Linked DNA regions of Homo sapiens: region 2 is linked to region 1. A link is an interaction called in ENCODE POLR2A ChIA-PET data of the cell type or tissue named here. Cell type or tissue: PC-9. All regions are shown on one strand. Links, peaks and the distances in the headings refer to the core of each region. The heading gives the core; the rest is flanking DNA.

What was found. Peaks named below come from ENCODE experiments on the same cell type or tissue, not always from the same donor. Only the 100,000 strongest peaks of a DNase experiment are listed, where the experiment ranks them.
Region 2: POLR2A ChIA-PET joins it to region 1 with 19 read pairs; 3 of 35 experiments call an interaction of 5 or more read pairs at or near these places.

Annotation. Positions count from the first base shown.
Region 1 is chr19:7,914,315-7,921,351 of GRCh38, forward strand. It overlaps TGFBR3L (transforming growth factor beta receptor 3 like), which reads left to right and starts at 516. Exons shown (of 7, transcript NM_001419781.1): 1 at 516-609; 2 at 2,093-2,229; 3 at 2,308-2,628; 4 at 3,159-3,285; 5 at 3,387-3,545; 6 at 3,743-3,815; 7 at 4,603-4,783. The coding sequence starts at 543. The coding sequence ends at 3,810. It overlaps SNAPC2 (small nuclear RNA activating complex polypeptide 2), which reads left to right and starts at 6,024. Exons shown (of 5, transcript NM_003083.4): 1 at 6,024-6,235. The coding sequence starts at 6,053. It overlaps MAP2K7 (mitogen-activated protein kinase kinase 7), which reads left to right. Exons shown (of 11, transcript NM_145185.4): 11 at 1-164. RefSeq lists enhancers at 1,503-2,003, 2,624-3,500, 3,501-4,376, 5,052-5,551 and silencers at 2,418-2,467, 3,372-3,471, 3,532-3,621, 6,074-6,303, 6,384-6,583 and 1 more. In PC-9, for the core only: no CTCF peak of the experiment used is centred there; DNase peaks (open chromatin) are centred at 6,027 and 6,537; H3K4me3 peaks cover 1,725 bases; H3K27ac peaks cover 1,215 bases.
Region 2 is chr19:8,431,895-8,438,931 of GRCh38, forward strand. MARCHF2 (membrane associated ring-CH-type finger 2) reads left to right here. Exons shown (of 5, transcript NM_001005415.2): 5 at 6,494-7,037. The coding sequence ends at 6,652. Among named protein-coding and RNA genes, the nearest start is that of HNRNPM, 9.6 kb to the right of the region's middle. In PC-9, for the core only: no CTCF peak of the experiment used is centred there; a DNase peak (open chromatin) is centred at 2,657; H3K27ac peaks cover 863 bases.

The DNA of each region.
Region 1 (7,037 bases), core at 4,538-7,037:
GAGGGCGGACCGGGTGGGCAGGGGCCTGAGGGTGGCTCGGGCCAGCCCACCAGCCAATGGACCCCTCCTCAGGCCGCCAGTGTCGCCCTGCCCCTTTTTAAAACAAAATGCCCTCGTTTGTAAACCCTTAGACGCTTGAGAATAAACCCCTTCCTTTTCTTCCACCGAGTCTGTGGTGTGTCATGGGCCTGGCAGGGCGAGGTGGGAAGGGGGTGGTTGCGGGGGGAGGTTTCTGCATTGAGGGGAGACTGAGGCAGGTTTGGGAGCTAGACGGGAGGTGTTTGTAGTGACTTGCCGATGGGTATCAAGCAGCTGGTGTAAGGGACCCCCTGCCCCCAGTGGCCACAGGTCGGGCAGCAGAGGATCCCTTAATCCCCTCAGGCCTTGGGCATTGGCTCTGGTGTCAGCCCCTCAGTCTGCCACCCCCGCTCCCTGCCTCCCTCCTTGCCAAGGACAGGGCCGCCTGCCCACGTGCGGGACCTGGGTGCAGCCCAGCTGGTGTCTGCTCTGGCCCCAAACACTCCGACCTCAGCTGGTCCAGCATGCTGGGCACCGTGCTGCTGCTGGCCCTGCTCCCAGGGATCACCACCTTACCCAGCGGGCCACCTGGTATGTATGGGCAGGGAGGTGACGGGTCTGTCATGCTTCTATCCCTGTTTCACCCTCTTTATTTTTTTTGAGATGGAGTCTTGCTCTGCCACGCAGGCTGGAGTGCAGTGGCGCAATCTCCACTCACCGCAACCTCCGCCTCCCCGGTTCAAGTGATTCTCCTGCCTCAGCCTCCTGAGTAGCTGGGACTACAGGCACGCACCACCACGCCTGGCTAATTGTTGTATTTTTAGTAGAGACAGCGTTTCCCCATGTTGGCCAGGCTGGTCTCGAACTCCTGACCTCAGGCGATCCGCCCGCCTCGAACTTTTCAAAGTGCTGGGATTACAGGTGTGAGCCACCGCGCCCCACCGATGTCACTCTCTTTCAACTAGACCTTTGGTGGTGGTCCTCATGGGGGTGGGGACAGGGCAGGGGAGTGGGGTGGGGTCTCTGTCCCCCATCCCAAGGGTGGCTCACATCCCCACTTCGGCAAAGCTCCCTGCAGCCACGGAGAGGGCCAGAGTTGTGGGAGGGGGCCAGTCTACCCAGGTGCTCTTCAGAAGTGGGTGTGGTGTGCGGATGGACAAGGGGGCTCATGCCTGTAATCCCAGCACTTAAGAGAGGCTGAGGTGAGAGGATCGCTTGAAGCCAGGAGTTCCAGACCAGCCTGGGCAACATAGACCCCGTATGGCCGTGGTAGCGAGTGGCTGTGGTCATAGCTACTCGAGAGGCTGAAGCAGGAGGATGGCTGGAGCCCAGGAGGTGGAGGCTGCAGTGAGCTGTATTCGCACCACTGCACTCCAGCCTGGGCGACAGAGGGAGACCCTGTCTCAGAAAACAAGAAAAATGGATGTGCAGGCAATCTTTCGTATTTGGAGATTAGCCGTTTTACCAGGACCCCGCTCAGCACCTGAAGGCAGACATCAGCGTGTGTTTAGGGGCACGAAGAGGGGAGGGGTCCCATGGCTGCCTCAGCCTGGACAAGTGGAAGCGTCTCAGATCTTGGTGGCCTGGCTGGGCTTTGGCTGTGCCCAGGAGAGCCTCTTGGGAGGGTATCCTCTTCACTTCCCTTCCTCGTTGGTGACAGCACCTATCTCCCCTTAGAAAGGGGAGCCGCCTGTCCTGCTGCGTCCCCAAGAGCAGCCCTGGGGAAGGTGGGGGAGCTCTGACTTCACCCAGCCGGACCCCACCATCGGGTGCTCCTCACCGCTTCTCTTCCGCCCCAGGGAGGGCTTCGCCAGCTTCGGAGGCTTCTCTAGGGGCGCATGGCTCTGCAACCGGCTCAGTTGCTGGGCTGTGCGAGTCCCAGGGGTCGCCAGGGGGCACATCACCGTCAGGGGGGAAAGTGGCGCGGAGCCCATCATGGGTGAATCGGCCGCCGCAACCGCATCCCTTTTCCAAAGGCGGCGGCGGGGGCGAGGTGGTCGGGTCACTTTTCCCGGAGGCCTAAAGGGCAGCGCGCGTTTTCTCTCCTTTGGGCCGCCCTTCCCCGCCCCGCCAGCTCCCCCGTTCCCCGCGGCGCCCGGCCCCTGGCTGCGCAGACCCCTCTTCAGCCTGAAGCTGTCCGACACAGAGGACGTCTTTCCTCGCCGCGCGGGGCCGCTCGAGGTCCCGGCCGACAGCCGCGTGTTCGTGCAGGTGGGGACCCCGGGGACACCAGGGGCGGATGGGGGCCGGTGGGGACGGGCGATCCCTGATGGCGCCTCCGTCCCCCAGGCGGCCTTGGCCCGTCCCTCCCCGCGCTGGGGCCTGGCCCTGCACCGCTGCTCAGTGACGCCGTCCTCACGCCCGGCCCCGGGGCCCGCCCTGGCTCTGCTGCGTGAGGGCTGCCCCGCCGACACCTCTGTCGCCTTCCCGCCACCGCCGCCGCCGAGCCCGGGTGCCGCCCGCCCCGCGCGTTTCAGCTTCCGCCTGCGCCCGGTCTTCAACGCCTCGGTGCAGTTCCTGCACTGCCAGCTGAGCCGCTGCCGCCGCCTCCGGGGAGTCCGCCGGGCGCCTGCGCCTCTGACGCCGCCGCCGCCGCCGCCGCCATCGCGGGTGCGCGGGCGCAGAGCCTGGAATCCGGGCGCTGGGGCCCTTCGGGGGCTGGGCACGGGCGACTCTGGCAGTGGAAAGAGGATACTCTCGGGGTCTGAGGATCTGGGGGTTGGGGGAGGTGGGGCGCAAGGGTCCATCTCTGCCGACAGAGTTTCTCCGGGGACAGTGTGGACACTGGGTTCCCCCATGGACAGCTCTGGAATCCTTCAGGGCTGGGGGTTGGATGCAGAAGGCCACTAAGGGGACACATTTCTGGGAACCTGGTGCTGGGCCTCACATGCTAGGTGCTGGGAGACGCGGACCATGCGATCTTGTGGGGCTGGGATTTGGGGTCCTTAGGGGCTGGGCGGCTAGCCACTTGTATGCGTAGGGGCTGGGCTCAGGGCACCCTAAGGGGCCGGATTTCCAGGGGTCCCATCTTGGCTGTGGTGGAGAGCTGGACTCAGGTCTCTCTTGGGGGCCCTGGGGACCAGAGCCACGATCCCGGTGCCCTGATGTCCCCGTCTCTTCCCCACCTTCCTCTCCCCCAGTGTCTGCCTCAGGACGAGGCGTGCGCCGACACTGGCAGTGGCAGCGCCGAGGGCCTGGCTGCTGACGGCCCCCACCTGCACACGCTGACGCAGCCTATCGTGGTCACCGTGCCGCGGCCGCCCCCCAGTGAGCACGCAGTCCTCCTCCGCATGGGGCCGTGGGGCGGCAGAGCGGGTGGGAAGGACGCCTGGGAGCTGGACCCAGTCTCAGCGTGGCACTTCCCACAGGGCCGCCCAAGAGTGTCCCCGGCCGTGCAGTGCGCCCTGAGCCTCCCGCGCCGGCCCCCGCGGCCCTGGAACCCGCGCCGGTGGTGGCGCTGGTGTTGGCAGCCTTCGTGCTGGGCGCCGCGCTGGCCGCCGGGCTGGGTCTCGTCTGTGCGCACTCAGGTACCGACGACCTCCGCCAAGCCGGGCCCCCAGTCTAATCCCGCGCGTCGGGACCCGGGGCGGCCGCGATCCCGCCTGCGGGGCCTGATCAACCCTAGCTAGGCCTGCCTCCGCGATGCCCGCAGCAGCCCCCAGGGGCCGCCCTTAGCCTGGCGTGGCGCGCAGCAGCCCTTCTGCAGCTCGCCTCTCCCTTCCAGCGCCCCACGCCCCTGGCCCGCCCGCGAGAGCCTCGCCCAGCGGTCCCCAGCCCAGGAGGTCCCAGTGAGGAAGGTAGGTATGGAGGTGGAGGGAGCTGGGTGAGGTAGGAGATCTGACAGTGACGCTTCCTAGCGCTTAGTTCGTGCCAGGCACTGTGGTTTTTTTGTTTGTTTGTTTGTTTGTTTGTTTGTTTTTTGAGACGGAGTTTCGCTCTTGTTGCCCAGGCGGGAGTGCAATGGCGCGATCTCGGCTCACCGCAACCTCTGCCTCCCGGGTTCAAGCGATTCTCCTACCTCAGCCTCCTGAGTAGCTGGGATTACAGGCATGCGCCACCACACCCGGCTAATTTTGTATTTTTAGTAGAGACGGGGTTTCTCCATGTTGGTCAGGCTGGTCTCGCACACCCGACCTCAGGTGATCCTACCGCTTCGGTCTCCCAAAGTGCTGAGATTACAGGCGTGAGCCACTGCGCCCAGCCTCCAGGCACTGTTGTAAATGTTTTACGCCTATGAACTAACTTAATCCCCTTAACCTCTAGGCGGACACTATTATAATCCCCATTTTAGAGACGAGAATGATGAGGCATTCTCTGAATTAAGTAACTTGTCAAAAGTCACAATACTGGGTGGAGCTTGGATTCGAACTCAGGCAGTGGGTCACCCGCGGCAGGCGCGGGCTTTGGGTCGAGCCAGGGGCATTAGGTGAGGAGAGGCACTAGGCGAGGAGAACTCAGCATTCGGACCCGGCTCCCACTCTCACCCCGGCATGCAGACCGATGGAAGAGGCTAGTGGTCTGCTGGGAAGGGAGGTGGCCCGCGTAGCGTCCCCTCCCTCGCTGAGCCTCAGCCACCCCTCCCAGGGATGGTGCGCCCCCAACATGGTCCGGAGATACACCCAGCTACCAATTCGGGACCAGGACCAACAGGACCGGACCCGCCTCCCTGGACCTCGGACCTGATGAGGCCACGACCCCTGCGCTTCTCTCCTCCCCCTGTCCCTCCCACCTGTGCTCAAAATAAACCTCTGGACTGACCGGCTAAGTTCTGGTGCAGTCAGTGAGCGCGCAACGTGCGGGGTGGGGGATAGGTGGGGAGGCTTGGGGAGAAAGCTGGGAGCAGGACTTGGGGGGTATTCCTGAGAAATCGTGACTTACAGGGGTGGAGCCTGGGGACGGGGCCCATATGCCCATATACCCGTGTGCACTCCCAGGCCATGGGAGACTGTAGGGCGTTTTGTCTCAAACAGAAAGCGACACCCGGCCGGGCGCGGTGGCTCCCGCCTGTAATCCCAGCACATTGGGAGGCCGAGGTGGGTGGATCACTTGAGGTCAGGAGTTCCAGACCAGCGTGGCCGACATGGTGAAACCCCGTCCCTACTAAAAAAAGTAACAAAAAAAGAATTAGCAGGGCGTAGTGGCGCGTGCTTATAATCCCAGCTGCTGGGGAGGCTGAGGCAGGAGAATCGCTTGAACCCAGGAGGCAGAGGTTGCAGTGAGCCGAGATCGCGCCATTGCACTGCAGCCTGGGCAACAAGAGCAAAAATCTGTCTAAAAAAAAAAAAAAAGCGGCACCCAACCCCACAAGCGTAAGTTTAAAATAAACCTTCCCCCTCCCTCCTCTCCTTACCCGGACACCTGCCCATCTGCCTCCTGCGATCTTTCTCAAGCCAGGCCTTCTCCGCTCTCCATTACCCCCGCCCGGACCCTGCCCTAGCTCCGCTTCGACCTTCTGCCTCTGCTCCAGTTCCCTCCTGGTCTGGACTTCGCCCTCCTCTTAGATTGTCAGTCTAGTCTAGAGCTCCTTAAATCCCTCCTGCCCGAGCTCCACTCTACCTTACACAGACAAGAGTGGGACTATCAGCCCCAGTCTACAGAGGAGGAAACTGAGGCTCGGCAAGGCTAAATCACTTGCCCAAAGTCCCCAGGCCTGTCTGACCCCAGAGCCCAGGCTCTTGACCGACTGGATCTTCGGACTTGACCTTTCGGCCAGAACCCACCCCTCTGCGAGAAGCAAAGCACACAGTAGTAGCTTCATGAGTTAGTCCAGCAACAGAGGGAGGGCATGGGATCCAAGGTGTCGTCTCCACTTCATGAATGAGATAAAGTGCAGGCTGAGGGTCTCCTTCGCCCCGCCCCAGTTCCGGTGCCGATCTCCCCTTCACTTCCATTGGGGCGGTTCCCCGGGCCTCCAAACGCGAAGCCACGCCCCCACGCGCGTCCGCCTCCGCGCGGTTCTTTCTGACCTCGGCGGCCCCCGTAGCTCCGCCCATCGGAGAAGCGACCTTACAGCGCCTGCCTCTTTCTGAGCGGCATGAAGCCACCTCCCAGGCGGCGAGCGGCCCCGGCGCGCTATCTGGGCGAGGTGACCGGTCCCGCGACCTGGAGCGCTCGCGAGAAGCGGCAGCTAGTGCGACTCCTGCAGGCGCGGCAGGGCCAGCCGGAGCCGGACGCCACCGAGCTGGCCCGGGAGCTGCGGGGCCGGAGCGAGGCTGAGGTGAGATGCGGTTCTCGGGACCGGAGCCAGGCTGGAGGCGGGGCTGGGGTGGGGCGGAGAGTGGGCGGGGCTGCGGCAGGAGCCAGCGGGGCGGGGCCAGGAATGTAAGCGAGCGGGGGCGTGGCGTGGGGCTGAGTGGCGGGGCGTTAGTGGGTGAGCCTGGGCGGGGTGAGGGGCGGGGCGTGGACGGGAAGAGAAGACCTAGGGGCGGGGCGAGCTTGGGAGCTAGACGTGGGCGGGGCATAAGTGAAGCGGAGGGGCGGGGCGATGCCGGGGGCGGGGCGTGCGTGCCGCTGAGGTTTGGAGAGTGGGTGGGTGAGTTTGAGGGGCAGGACGAGCCTGGGGGCGGGGCGTGGGCGGGTTAATAGCAAGACTTAAGGGCGGGGCCGTTTTGGGAGTAAGGCGTGGGAGGGGCGTGGGCGGGATGAGGGCAAGCTTTAAAGGCGGGGCGAGCCTCGGGGTAATGCGTGGGTGAGGCGAGGGCTAAACGGGCGGAATGAACTGGGAGTAAGATGCTGCCGAGTCCGGGCGAAAAGCAACGCATGCTGTTGGACAGGATACGAGCTTGAAGTGAGAGGGAATAGAGAAGAGGGGACGAAGAAGGGAGTTGAACGGGGTAGTAGTCAGCATAGGGTTGGGCCCTGGCTGCGTGAAGGAGCCGGAACTGGCCTGGGCCTTACAACTTCCTTAGGTAGCTGGTCACGCTCTGGGTGGGGTAGGGGCCTTGGCAGTCACTGGGACTCCTAACACCGGGCCAGCAGGAGACTAAGGCGCAGTAGCGGGGCCCAGAGCATACAAGGGA
Region 2 (7,037 bases), core at 1,674-4,173, 510 kb after region 1:
GCCTGTAATCCCCATACTTTGGGAGGCTGAGGCAGGCGGATTCCTTGAGGTCAGGAGTTTGAGACCAGCCTGGCCAACATGGTGAAACCCCATCTCTACTAAAAATACAAAAAATTAACCTGGTGTGGTGGCATGTGCCTGTCATCCCAGCTACTAGGGAAGTTGAGGCAGGAGCATCGCTTAAACCCAGAAGCCAGAGGTTGCAATGAGCTGAGATCCTGCTACTGTACTCCAGCCTGGGCGACAGAGTGAGATTCTGTCTTTAAAAAAAGAAAAAGAAAGAAAGAAAAGAAAAGAAAAATTGAAGGGGAAGAGAGAGAGGAACTGAGATGAAAACACTGAGTGAGGCCAGGCCCAGTGGTTGTAACATCTGCAGTCCTAGCACACTGGGAGGCTGAGGCAGGAAGATTGCTTGAAGCAAGAAGGTTCAAGACCAGGACGGGGCAACAAAGCCAGATGCCCATCTCTATAAAAAATTTAAAAATTAGTGGTGGTGTGCACTTACACTCTCAGCTACTCTGGAGGCCAAGGTGGGAAGATCTCTTGAGGTTAGGAGTTTTAGACTAGCAGGGCAACTTAGGGAGACCCCATCTCTACAAAAGGAAAATAATTAGCTGGGCATGTTGGCTCACACCTGTAATCCCAATATTTTAGGAGGCCGAGGTGGGAAAATCCCTTGAGGCCAGGAGTTCAAGACCAGCCTGGGCAACATAGAAAGACCCCGTGGCTACAAAAAATTTTAAAAAATTAGCTGGGCATGGTGGCACATGCCTGTAGTCCCAGCTACCTGGGAGGCTGAGTCAGGAGGATCACTTGAGCCCAAGAATTTGAGGCTGCAGTGAGCTGTGATCACACTACTATACTCCACCCTGGGTGACAAAGCAAGACCCAGTATCAAAAAAAGATAAAAAGCCTGGGTGCAGTGCTTCTGCCTGTAATCCCAGTATTTTGGGAGGCTGCAGCAGGAGGATCACCATAGCCCATGAGTTCAAGATCAGCCTGGGCAAGATGGTGAGACCCCATCTCAAAAAATAATAATAGGGGCTGGGCATGGTGACTCACGCCTGTAATCCCAGCACTTTAGGAGGTTGAGGCAGGCAGATTGCTTGAGCTTACGAGTTTGAGACCAGCCTGGGCAAAGTGGCAAAACCCCATCTCTAGAAAAAATACAAAAGTTTGTCGGCCGTGGTGGTGCGTGCCTGCAGTCTCAGCTACTCCGGAGGGTGAGGTGGAGGATCGCTTGAGCACTGGAGGCAGAGGTTGCAGTGAGCCGAGATTGCACCACTGAACTTCAGCCTGGGTGATAGAGCCTGACCTTGTCTCGAAGAAAATAATAATATTAATAAAAGAAAAAGGAAAAAAAAAAGGCTGGGTGCAGTGGCTCATGCCTGTAATCCCAGCACTTTGGGAGGCTGAGGGGGGCATATCACTTGAGGTCAGGAGTTCAAGACCAGCCTGAGAAACATGGTGAAACCCCGTTTCTACTAAAAATACAAAAAATTGGCCAGGCACGGTGGCTCACGCCTGTAATTCCAGCACTTTGGGAGGCTGAGGCGGGTGGATCACGAGGTCAGGAGTTCAAGACCAGCCTGACTAACATGGTGAAACCGTGTCTCTACTAAAAATACAAAATTAGCTGTGTGTGGTGGCACATGCCTGTAATCCCAGCTACTCAAGAGGCTGAGGCAGGAGAATCGATTGAACCTGGGAGGCAGATGTTGCAGTGAGCTGAGATTGCACCATTGCACTCCAACCTGGGCAACAGAGCAAGACTCCGTCTCAAAAAAAAAAAAAAAAAAGAAAAGAAAAGAAAAGAAAAATTAGCCAGGTGTGGTGGCACATGCCAGTAATCCTAGCTACTCGGGAGGCTGAGGCACAAGAATCACTTGAATTTGGGAGGTGGAAGTTACAGTGAGCCAAGATCGTGCCACTGCACTCCAGCCTGGGTGCCTGAGTGACAGAATAAGACTCTGTCTCAAAAAAAAAAAAAAGAAAAAAAGCCTGAATGAGAGACAGACAGAATGATGGGGGTGTGAGGTATTGTTCTAGGCCTCTGGTAGGCAGCAGAACCCTTGCTTAGAGGCAAAAGCTCCCCCAAATCTCACCCCTCAGACATAACCACTATTGTCCAGCTGTAGGGGAGTCCCTGCCTCACAAAGTATTTTTCAATGAACCTACCAGCATTTCTTTTTTTTTTTTTTTTTTTTTGAGACGGGGTCTTGCTCTGTCACCCAGGCTAGAGTGCAGTGGCACAATGTTGGCTCACTGCCATCTCCGCCTCCTGGGCTCAAGCGATTCTCCTGTCTCAGCCTCCTGAGTAGCTGGGATTACAGGCATGTGCCACCACACCCAGCCAATTTTTATATTTTTAGTAGAGACGGGGTTTCGCCATGTTGGCCAGGCTGGTCTCGAACTCTTGACCTCAGGTATCCACCCACCTTGGCCTTCCAAAGTGCTGAGATTACAGGCATGAACCATCGCGCCCTGCCCCTACCAGCATATTTTAAAATATGTAAATAGGATGAAATCATAGCTACTGTTTTAGCATCTGCTTGTTTTCATTTTGCTGGTGTTCTTTAAAAAAAAAAACCCACACACACAACGAGGCAGCCACCCAGCAGACATTCATTGTATGGGTGGACCATATTTATTTAACAAATCACTTTTGACAGGCACTGGGATTTTTTCCAATGTGTGTGTGGTTTTATTTCTACTTCCTTGTTTTTTCCATTATGAACAGTGCTTTGGGACTGTCCATGCAAATGTTTCTTGGGAACTTGCTTGGTCAAAGGATGTGAACCACTGACCTTTATTTATTTATTTATTTATTTAGCCGGAGTCTCACTGTGTCGCCCAGGCCAGAGTGCAATGGTGCAATCTCAGTTTACTGCAACTTCCGCCTCCCGGGTTCAAGCAGTCCTCATGCCTCAGCCTCCCGAGTAGCTGGGATTAAGGCATCTGCCACCATGTCTGGCTAATTTTTGTATTTTTAGTAGAGACGAGTTTTCACCATGTTGGCCAGGCTGGTCTCGAACTCCTGGACTCAGGTGATCTGCCCACCTTGGCCTTCCAAAATGCTGGGATTATAGGCGTGAGCCATTGCGCTAAGCAACATTTATTTTTTAATTTTTTTTTTTTTTTTTGAGACAGAGTCTCGCTCTGTCACCAGGCTAGAGTGTAGTGACGCGATCTTGGCTCACTGCAACTTCTGCCTCTCAGGTTCAAGCAATTATCCTGCCTCAGCCTCCCGAGTAGCTGGGACTACAGGTGTGCGCCACCATGCCCAGATAATTTTTTTTATTTTTAGTAGAGACAGGGTTTCACCATGTTGGCCAGGATGGTCTCGATTTCTTGACCTCGTGATCCGCCCGTGTCTGCCTCCCAAAGTGCTGGGATTACAGGTGTGAGCCACCACACTAGGCCATTTTTAAATTTTTTTATAGACTAATTTTTAGAGCAATTTTAGGTTCACAGCAAAATTTAGCAGAAAGTACAGAGAGTTCCTGTATATCACCCTGCTCCATACGCACACAACTTGCACAGCCTCCCCCACTATTAACATCGTTTACCCAAGCAGTGCATTTGTTACAATCAGTGAACCTTCATTATCCCTTTAAAGCCATAGTTCACATTAGGATTCACTTCTTTTGTTTGTTTGTTTTGAGATGGTATCTCGCCCTGTCTCTCAGACTGGAGTGCAGTGGTGTGATCTCCGCTCACTGCAACCTCTACCTCCTGGGCTCAAGCGATCCTCCCACCTCGGCCCTCCCAAGTAACTAGGACCATAGGTGCCCACTACCACACCTGGCTAGTTTTTGTATTTTTTGTAGAGACAGTGTTTTGCTATGTTGTTGTATCTGGTCTTAAACTCCTGGGCTCAAACCTTGGCTTCCCAGAGTGCTGGGATTATAGGTGTGAGCCACTGCACCTGGCCTGTGTGTGTGTGTGTGTGTGTGTGTGTGTGTGTGTGTGGCGGGGAGGGGATAGGATTGTTCTTTGTCACCCAGGCTGCAGTGCAGTGTGGCGTGATCATGGCTCACTGCAGCCTCAACCTCCCAGGCTCAATTGATCCTCCCACCTCAGCTTCCTGAGTAGCTAGTATTACAGATGTGTGCACCACGCCTGGCTAATTTTTGTATTTTTTTGGTGGAGACCGGGTTTTGCCATGTTGCCCAGGCTAGGAGTTGACTCTTGCTGTTGGACATTTATAAGTTTTGATGAATGTATAATGACATGTATTCACTATTTTTTTTTTTGGGGGGGACAGAGTCTCACTGTGTGCCAGGCTGGAGTGCAGTGGTGCGATCTTGGCTCACTGCAACTTCCGCCTCCTGGGTTCAAGCGATTCTCCTGCCTCAGCCTCCCGAGTAGCTGGGACTACAGGCCTGTGCCACCACGCCCAGCTAATTTTTGTATTCTTATTGGAGATGGGGTTTCACCATGTTGGCCAGGATGGTCTCGATCTCTTGACCTCGTGATCTGCCCACCTTGGCCTCCCAAAGGGCTAGGATTACAGGTGTGAGCCACTGCACCCAGCCATATTCACCATTATAATATCAGACAGAGTAGTTTCGTTGCCCTAAAAGTCCTCTGTGCTCTCTCTATTCATGCCACCCTCCTTTTCCCCAAGCCCTATCCACTGCTGATCTTTTTACTGTCTCCATGGTTTAGCCTTTTCCAGAATGTCCTATAGTTGGAGTCATTCAGTATGCAGCATCTTCAGGTTGGTTTATTTCATTTGGTGATAAGCATTTAAGGTTATTTTCGTGGCTTAAGGGCTTTCTTTTTTTTTTTTTTTTTTTTTTTGAGGCAGAGTCTCGCTCTTTCACCCAGGCTGGAGTGAAGTGGAGCGATCTCGGCTTACCGCAGCCTCCGCACCCCTCCCCCACAGGTTCAAGCGATTCTCTTGCCTCAGCCTCCTGAGTAGCTGGAATTACAGGCACCCGCCACCATGCCTGGCTAATTTTGTATTTTTAATAGAGATGGGATTTCTCCATGTTGGTCAGGCTGGTCTCAAACTCTGGACCTCAGGTGATCCACCCACCTTGGCCTCCCAAAGTGCTGGGATTACAGGTTTGAGCCACTGCGCCCAGCATTTTTTTTTTTTTTTTTGAGACAGGATCTCACTCTGTTGGATTGCAGTGGCGTGAGCACAGCTTGCTGCAGCGTCAACCTCCAGGGCTCAAATGATTCTCCTACCCCAGCCTCCTAAGTAGCTGGGACCACAGGCCTGGGCCACCACACCTGGCTAATTTTTAAATATTTGGTAGAGACAAGGTCTCGCTATGTTGCCTAGGCTGGCCTTCGACTCCTGAGCTCAAGTGGTCCCCACGCCTCGACCTCCTAAAGTGCTGGGATTACAGGCATGAGCCACCTTACCCAGCTTCGTTTCTTTTTAGCACTGAATAAGATCTCATTATCTGGAAGCACCACTGTTTATTTATTCATTCACCTATTTTTTTTTTTTTTTTTTTTGAGACGGAGTCTCGCTCTGTCGCCCAGGCTGGAGTGCCGTGGTGCGATCTCGGCTCACTGCAAGCTCTGCCTCCCAGGTTCACACCATTCTCCTGCCTCAGCGTCCCGAGTAGCTGGGATTACAGGCGCCCACCACCACGGCCGGCTAATTTTTTGTATTTTCAGTAGAGATGGCGTTTCACCGTGTTAGCCAGGATGGTCTCGATCTCCTGACCTCATGATCCACCTGCCTTGGCCTCCCAAAGTGCTGGGATTACAGGCGTGAGCCACCACGCCTGGCCTCATTCACCTATTGAGTGACTTTTTTTTTTTTAAACTTTTTTTTTTTGTTTGCACGTTCTGGTTGCACGTTTTGGCAATTATGTGACTGATTTACATTAAAAAAATTTTTTTGAGACAGGGTCTCACTCTGTCGCCCAGGCTGGAGTGCAGTGGCGTGATTTCGGCTCACTGCGGCCCATATCTCCCAGGCTCAGGCGATTCTCCTGCCTCAGCCTCCCAAGTAGCTGGGACTACAGGTCCGTGCCACCACGCCAGGCTAATTTTTGTATTTTTAGTAGAGACGGGGTTTTTAGTAGAGACAGGGTTTCTCCATGTTGCCCAGGCTGATCTTGAACTCCTGAGCTCAAGTGATCTTCCCCCGTGCCCGGGCTCCCAAACTACTGGGATTACAGGTGTGAGCCACCTCGCCCGGCCTGATTGATTGACATTTAATGCCTTCCAAGAGGCTGTTTCACTCCTTTCCCACTGAGAGGCAGGAAAGGAGCTCCCGTTTGCTTCCTGCTGGTGTGTGTGGGGTGTATCTTGTCTTTGCAGGACTCTGGAAGCTGGTGGGTGTCACCAGGAGTGTGAATGGGTCTGTGTGTGTGCACTTTGTGGGAGGAATGTTCATAAGCCAGCTCTGCTTCTGGAAGCATGAGCCCCAGCCATGGTTTGGGCCAACGCAGGTGCCACCACGGCGACTTGTTTTCCTCCCTTGCGGGTGGAGGCCTCCGCTCACTGCAGGGCTGCCCCACAGGTCTCCTTCCGCTACCACTGCCAGCTGTACTCCGAGTGGAGAAAGACCAACCAGAAAGTTCGCCTGAAGATCCGGGAGGCGGACAGCCCCGAGGGCCCCCAGCATTCTCCACTGGCAGCTGGACTCCTGAAGAAGGTGGCAGAGGAGACACCAGTATGAATGCTGGGCTCTCCGGACCCTGCAGCAGAGAGGCCAGAGGTAGCTGGTGATACCCTGTCCTGTGGAAGGACTTCCACTTCAACACTTCCACTTCAACAGTTCCCGCACGGCCTGAACGCTTCTTAGGCCAAGAGACACCATGCAGAGCCTAGTCTGTGATCCTGTGTGAAGATATTTTCAGGGTTTTTTTTTTTTTTTTTTTGCATATGGAGGACAGGTGGACATGGTCCTGAGCTCTGGACGGAGCAGGCACCCTGATCTCATTCTGAGGTCCACATGGCACCTTCTGGGCCAGCAGCTGTGGCCGGTGTATCAAGGGCGCCCTTAAAGCTGGAACATTCCAGCAAGCTTCTTGCGCTTCTCTGCACCCGGCAGGCCCACTTTC